2 separate regions of the Homo sapiens genome follow, and region 1 is linked to region 2. A link is a contact called in ENCODE Hi-C or POLR2A ChIA-PET data. All regions are on one chromosome and are shown on one strand. Each heading gives the region's core, a stretch centred on a gene start or an enhancer-like site at or near the end of the contact. The rest is flanking DNA. Distances are from core to core; before and after follow the strand shown. Region 1 has its middle 21 kb from the start of RGL1. Region 2 has its middle 70 kb from the start of RGL1.

Region 1 (3,730 bases), core at 272-2,771, 49 kb before region 2:
ACAGGCACACACCACCATCCCCAGCTAAGTTTTCTGTAGAGATGGGGTCACACTCTGTTGCCCAGGCTGGTCTCAAACTCCTGGCCTCCAGAGATCCTCTAGCCTTATCCTCCCAAAGTGTTAGGATTACAGGTGTAAGCCACTGTACCTGGCCAAAAGCATTTTGAATAAAGGATACCCAACCAGTAATTAGAGGTCAATTTACATGGTTGCCAGCACTCACAAATTACGTTCTTGATGAGTGTCTTATCCTTTTCATTCCCAATGCCACTATGCTGGTTCAGGTTCATTTCACCTAGCACATCTGCCCCATTCATTCATTCATACAATCATGCAAGCAGCTATTATGCTCCAGGTACTGTGCTGGGTGCTGGACATGACATAAAGATCAATACAGAGTTCCTATTTTCAAAGAACATGCAGTCTAGGTAGAGGATAAAGATAATAGGACCTCAAAAATAATGCGAGAAATGCTATAGTAGAGCAGGCACAGGATGTGGCCCTTAGCATCAAGGAGAAGCACCTAATCCACAGTCAAGGAGTCAGGTATGCCTACAGCTGAGACCTTAATAGGAGGCAAAAGTTAACACATGAAAAAGGGGAGAAATATTCAGTTCAAGCGAAGGAATGGCAGGAGCAAAGGCATGGATGCCAAAGAATACAAAGTAATTTCACGGGTGGACCGAAAATAGTTTGATACACCTGAAGGATTAGTGCAATGGGAGATGGGCTAAGGCCAGATGACAAAGAGGGTGGGGGCCATGCTAAGGAATTTAGACTTTATCCTGGGGCAATGGAGATTATGGGGAGATTTCATGCAGTAGAGCTACATGAGAAGACTTGCATTTTAAAAAGTTCTAACCGCAATATGGAGAAAGGATTAGAGCAGCACTGCCCCACTGAAAAATAATGTGAGCCGCTTATAAATTTTAACTTTTTCCAGAAGCCACATGAAAAGAATGAAAAGAAACACGTGAAATTAATGTTTTATTAGTTTATTAATTGTATGAATTTTACTCATATAGTTTATGCCACAGTATTAGAAGGGGGCCTGCAGAGAAGTGAACACACTGGAGAAGTGCTTAGGAAGGAGAATGGCCGAAATTTGTTACAGGTGAGGACTCACTTAACTCTGGTTCCTTTTACACACTAGGATCAAATTGATCTTCCTGAAATACAGCTCCAATTAAGATATTCCTCTGTTTTAATTTTTCCATTGTTCTCCTTTTGCCCACTAAATAAGGCCTAGACTCTTTAGCCAGCAGTGAACCCTGACTGTTTCTCCAGTATCTGCATCCTCCCCTCCAAACAGCTGGACCGCTCTGCTCCCACCTGTAAACCCAGCGTCGAAGGTCAGTCATAACCTTAAGCAGAAGGCATTAAAAGACTTTGGCTCAGCACTCTGGAATGGAGTATTGAACCATTCTTACTGCTAGTCAGGCCCATGTTCCAGGTCTGACTCCTGGCTTGGAAATCTGCCTGGTCCCTCTGGGGCTGGGGCCCAGCTTCTTGCTTTCCATTCTGCTGTTTCCTCCCAGAGCTTGGAAGTCTGCCCATGAACCTGAGCATAGCGGCTGGAGCCTGCTAACTGCTGACAGACTTTCTTATTCCCTCAGTCTTGATTACACTTCTAAGTGCCACCTGTTCCTGTATTTCCCAGTATCAGGCACCTTCCCTCCTTGAGACTTGTCTCCTACCTCTCAGTACCAACTTGTCTGGGTGACCGCTTGTCATCTATCGCCATATTCTTCTGCACATCTCTTCTAATGCCTTGTCTGCCAGCCTAGACTTCCTCACAGTTCCTGATCAATCCTCGAGGGCAGATCTGGTCCCTCCCAGTTTGCCCTGTCTTTTGCAGCAAACCAGGCTATTTCTAACAATTATCTGTAGCTATGACAATGAACATTCAAGGCCCTGCAGATTAGAGCCCCACCACACCATTGAAACTTCTTCCTTAATATGCTTGTGTACCCTTCACTCCACTCAGAATAATCTCATCATTGTATGCTATTCATGCCCCAAGACTGCAGACCTCCCTGATTTATTCCTGACAACTCCACACCCTGGAAAAGTCTTTTTCCCATTCCATTCCTATTTAACTTAGGCATTCACAATAAATATTAAATTCAAAAATATGACAATCCATAATCTCCTCCCCACTCCAACTGGTTACATCTCCCTCCTCTGAACTCCTGTGGCTCATTAGCTGGGTTTCCATTATAGATTTTATTGCATTCTTCCTTATTTTAAATGTCTTATTTCCCTAAGAATATAAATATCTTGGGAATAAGATCCATGTCTGATTACTTAGCAAAGCAAAGTAGCTGGGGGAAAGGGAAATAAGGAGAAAGGGGGAGCAGGAAAGAGAGACTTGGCTCAATTTCACAAAATGAGTAATAGTCCATCAAGGATTATTATTGAGCAAGCTCACATTGTCACATGCCTGTTTAGTATCCTTAATCAAATCATTCCTGAAGCATGGAGGGCAAGGGCTCCTGTCCCTATGGACTTAAGGAAATCTCTGTGAGTCCTTAGGTAATAATATTGGATTGGTGCAAAAGTAATTGTGGTTTTTGCTATACTTTCAATGCAAAACCACAGTTACTTTTGTGCCAATCTAAGTATCATTATATATATGTATGTGTGTGTGTTCCTTATTTTCTTCCCTTTGCCTGTCTATTTGAACTTATCTCTTCCCATCTCCCCCTCCCTCTCTCTCTTGTTGAATTCATCTGGGAACCCCCACTCCTCACCCCAAGGTTTGAGAGTTCCCCAAAACGGAGCTGGAATAAATTCAGTAACCCAGTAGAAATCCCTTCAGTTCTTCCTTTTGGCACCCACTGGGTCCACAAATAAGCAGCAGCTTTCCTCATTGATAGGAAACTCAAGGATCCTGGGAATGCAGCTCTACCCTCCCCCGGTTATCTTTTAGAAATTCAGTTATCTTTAGAAATTCAGTACCAGTGGAAAAGGTTCAGGCCGGAGAACTAGATATTTCTGTTTATGATTAAGGTGGGCAAAGTTGATTCTTGCATCCAGTACAATACTCAGCCTCTTGTTCCCTGTAAAGCAGTGAGATCTACACATGGACGTCTGACTACCCTCTCATTTTGCCATTGTCTACACCCCCATGGCACTAGGAGAGTTAAGGAGACTGTGCATCATTACTTTGCACTCATTTTCCAGCTTTCCTCTTAGGAATTCCAGATACTTTAGAAAATATGACAGCAATCTCACCAAATCCCTGCATGGTACCTAGAGCACATTACCAACAAAAATAAAATAATTATAATCCACCCACCACAATATCTATTCTGTCTTCTGCATTATTCTGTAATATTAGATATCTGAGTAGCTCTCATGTGTATTATACTATTCCTGTTCAGCCATAAAAATATGTAGTGCCAAATCCCAGGCCATGAGTTATGAAGACACAATAGTTGCAAGTTCTATGATGCCAAACAGACCTCAAAAATCAAGTTTTATGAAGAAGCATTTAACTGTGATTGAACACGCTTCAAAGTGCTTTTAAGTGGTTATTCCTCCCAGCTTCCCTGTCCATGTAATGAGCTCCATTTCCCTGATGAACGCACTGAGTTTCCTTTAGAAGTAGCAAAAAAGATTCTATCTTGCCTCACAAATTTGATGGGTCTGTGTAAAGGCAGCAGAGTTGGCAATAACCTCTCAAAATACCACGTGTCTGGGTGGAGATGGAATAGTAAAGTCCTGT
Region 2 (3,521 bases), core at 692-3,191:
GTGCTTCTTATCTTTATCTATTAGGGTCATGCTTTTCTTCTTCCTCTGCAGACTCCCTTATATGTGATAATATTTCTGCTTATTTTCCTTTTGCTTCTACCTGAAGAAATCTTTCAATTTTTCAAACTCAACTCAGATTTCTTCTAATCTTGAAAATGTCTGGCATTTACCCTGTTCCAGTCCCTTCCCATGATTATTTGTCTTTCTGCCATTTCTTTCCTCCTACATTCTCTCTTCCTCATTCCTCTTCCTAATGAGCTGAGGTCCTGTCCAGATAAGATAGGTTTGTTTATCTTTATATCCTACTATCTTCAACTCTTCCACCTAGAATGCTATCAAGAGCAGTCTTTGCATTTTAGTTTTACTCAAAGGTTCAGAATTGCCTAATGCAAAGTGCACTGAAATTCTAGTCACAAGACCTGAGTTAAAATCATGAAGCTACAGTTAATTCTCTGTGTAACCATTAAGCAAGCCATTTCACCTTTCTTGGCCTCAGTGTCCTTATCTTTAATATGAATAGGCTACAAGACTGCTGAGACCTCTTACAGTTACAAAAGTAAAGCATTCACCTCCCTCAAATGTAGAAAGCAAAACTAATGTGCATTGAATTATTTTTCCAGAAGAACTGAAGGCTCCAAACTACTAAACAAAACAGTGAAAGGTGATTTCGGTGTTTCACTCACGTATTGTACTTATTCCCATATTATGCATTCACTACTCAAAAGTCAAACAAACAGTATGATATTAAAATAGCCTCTTTACATACATGTATATAATATCGGGGTTTTGACTATTCAGAGATAACCCAAAACTCTGACATGTAGTCTATTGTAAGTGTGCTGAGGCTTTTTAAAGCTGCTATTTGGACATGCTCACCCATCCTTAGCATCTAACTCCTGGTTTGGTGGTAGACTTCTCTAACCATGATTGCTATTGTGATATCTACAAATTGTGGGATCCAAGAAGGTCTCAAGATACAGCCTCCTAATTGTGGAGGGGGCATGACAGTGATCTCACTAGTCTATTTCTTCTGAGAACACAGAGAGAAGCAGCTATCCAGAATCAAAGATGACCATATGAAAATGGAAACTGGGGCACAGACAGACATCAGAAGGGAAGGACTCCAGAAAGCCACAGCAGAGAGACAGATTCCTACTGCCCTGAGAAAGGAAGCCCATTAGATAATTTCGTAGTAATACTAAATGTTGCTTGTGTTTGAAGTGGAGGTATGAGTCAATGTACTAGGAGGTAAGAGAGCAACAGATTCCTATTATCTCTTCCTCTTTGGAATCTCAGCAGCATTTCAAGTCTATCTATATAAGGCAACTCAGTTATATCCTGAGTATTGCTTTTTTTGCTTTCCATAACTTACTCTGGTCTCCCCTGCTAGCCTGCCAGCTCTTTAAGAGCAAGATTAGACATAAGTTTGTTACACTGCTTCAATTTTTTACAAAACTCCATCACCCTTTTAAAAAATAGATTTTTACTTTTTTATTAAAGAAAATGTACTGGAAGAAGGAATTAAGCATTCAACATGATAATGTATTTTGGAATAAATGTCAATCATTGGGCAACCATTTTCAAAGGAATTTTAATTATATAGTGTCTCCAAATGCTGAGCAAGGTTGCACAATACTGTCTGTGGAGTTAGAAGTGACTCTGGGAGCAACTGTCTCCTGTTAAATGTAGAAAATTAAAGAAGTGTAAGGCATTCTTGCTTTATTCCAGTTGATATTTTAAAAGACTGGTCCAACTGGTCTTCAAACCACATACTTTCTCCCCCTTACTGATAGTATTTGGCCAAAGTTTTTAATAATTAAAAAAAAAAGAAAAATCCAGAGTGGGTTTGTACTACCCTGTGACCCTCCCTGGAGAAACGCTGCTCAGCAATCCCTGCTTTGCTCAACAATCCCTGCTCGGCACAGAGGGCCAACACAAGGAAAACAGTTGGGCTCCCTTCCTAGTCTCCATTCAGTGCAGCCGTCTGGTCACAAATCTGCAAAGACAGACGTGGGGAAGGGAGAGGATACTTAACAGAACAGAGCTGAGATCACAAAAAAATATCCTTTAGCATTCTAAGAGAGATAGAGGGAATTCCAGGGGACTGCCTTTTTTATTGCCTATATTTTTATTACGATAAAAAGTTCAGTAATTATGTTGCTGGAAAGCATGAAACAAGACAAAACTGTAAATCACATGACTGTCCCAGGCTCAAATGTTTCACAATTCTGTAAACACCAGCTTTAACTGGCTGAATGAAGGCAAAATGCAAAAACCATTAGGAGAGCATCATCCAGTTCAATAGTCACAGGCTAATTTTTATCAAGTTGAAGGAAATTAAGCTGATTTAGATCATAGCAATCCTTTAGGTCTCAACAATAACAACAGCAACATTGACAACACAACCCTCTCCACCACAGTGCATTCAATATTTACTACACCAGATACTGGGCTAGCATGTTACAAGCCTCAGTTTATCCTCAGAAGCTCAAATCAAGAGAGATTATGGAATAAGCCTTAGGGTTTCTCTCCAGTTATCCTGACCCAGAGCTGTGCCCTCACCACTCCACTCCACTGCTATCCTTTAATAGTCAGTGTTCCACTTACAAAATAACATCATGTAGATGTTCAAAAATCTGAGTTCCTAGGAATCTGAGCTCTCGAAAGGATTCAGAGGTGGACTTCTCACGGGAGGAATGCAAAGATCTAGAAATGTTAGATTCACAGGGGAAAAAATCTGTTGAGTTTACCAGTTAATACACAAAATCATTTTAACTAGCTTCCGAATCGACTAGCCCTTCCACATTTCAGGTTAAAGAGCAATCTGTTCTCAATCTTTTACTTCACCATAAACAGAAATTGAATCTATTTAATTACAGTCACTTTACTAAGCCAGAGGAAAATGGAAGGTCCCAATGGGGAAAAACTCTTTCAAGAAAACACTTCTGGGAGAGCATGTAGAGTGAGCTGGCTCTAAGCCAATCCTTATCCCTTCTCACAGTCTCTAAGTAGCAAGAACACCATGATTTTCACATATACCATATACTGCCAAATATCATTCCTCCTTCATTTGATCAGATAACACCTTATCCCATTACAGAAGACCCTTTAATTAGTGTCACATAATAATGATCTAGTTAGTGTTGAAGACCAAAACACCAGTTTGCTAGATTAGCTAGGTGCAAGAAGCTTTATACACAGAGTAGCATTTTTATTCCTATCTAACTATGTTGTTCCTTCTCTGAATGGGAATAAATCCTCTGGAATGGAAATAAATCCTTGTAAGTGGTGCTAAGGACAAAGGAATTGGTCCAATACTCATCCAGCAGGGGAGAGGGCAGAAGCTATGTGCCTTAGTTAGAATGAGTTATACTACTACTGGCTCAACATGGCAAACCTTTCCCATGTGGGATCAAAGACTCAATAACCCAGATGAACACAGGAACACAGGGACAATGAAACCAAGGGGAAACCACTAGAGATGCTGCTTCCTGACGCTGCCTTTTGCATAGATCTTGTGA

The links. A loop is a pair of places that touch in the nucleus more often than their neighbours do. ChIA-PET counts read pairs that join two places held with the same protein, here RNA polymerase II (POLR2A). Pooled maps may share reads with other maps.
Region 1: a loop to region 2 is called in a map of heart right ventricle, with 1.8 times the contacts of the local background. The contact joins two enhancer-like sites. A Hi-C loop is called at or near these places in 5 of 168 maps with a recorded cell type or tissue (Caco-2, Right ventricle myocardium inferior, heart right ventricle and 1 more), 2 of 37 single-sample maps with no recorded cell type and 5 of 50 pooled maps. POLR2A ChIA-PET finds 5 or more read pairs at or near these places in 2 of 52 experiments (A673 and activated B cell).

The regions. Positions count from the first base shown.
Region 1 is chr1:183,782,227-183,785,956 of GRCh38, reverse strand. It overlaps a transcript of RGL1 not described here. Among named protein-coding and RNA genes, the nearest start is that of RGL1, 21 kb to the left of the region's middle. Within about 2 kb of position 1,521, at least 8 of the 41 ENCODE cell types and tissues checked have a DNase peak (open chromatin) inside an H3K27ac peak, as active enhancers do; they include A673 and heart right ventricle, where a contact is called at or near this core.
Region 2 is chr1:183,733,376-183,736,896 of GRCh38, reverse strand. It overlaps a transcript of RGL1 not described here. Among named protein-coding and RNA genes, the nearest start is that of RGL1, 70 kb to the left of the region's middle. Within about 2 kb of position 1,941, at least 11 of the 41 ENCODE cell types and tissues checked have a DNase peak (open chromatin) inside an H3K27ac peak, as active enhancers do; they include A673 and heart right ventricle, where a contact is called at or near this core.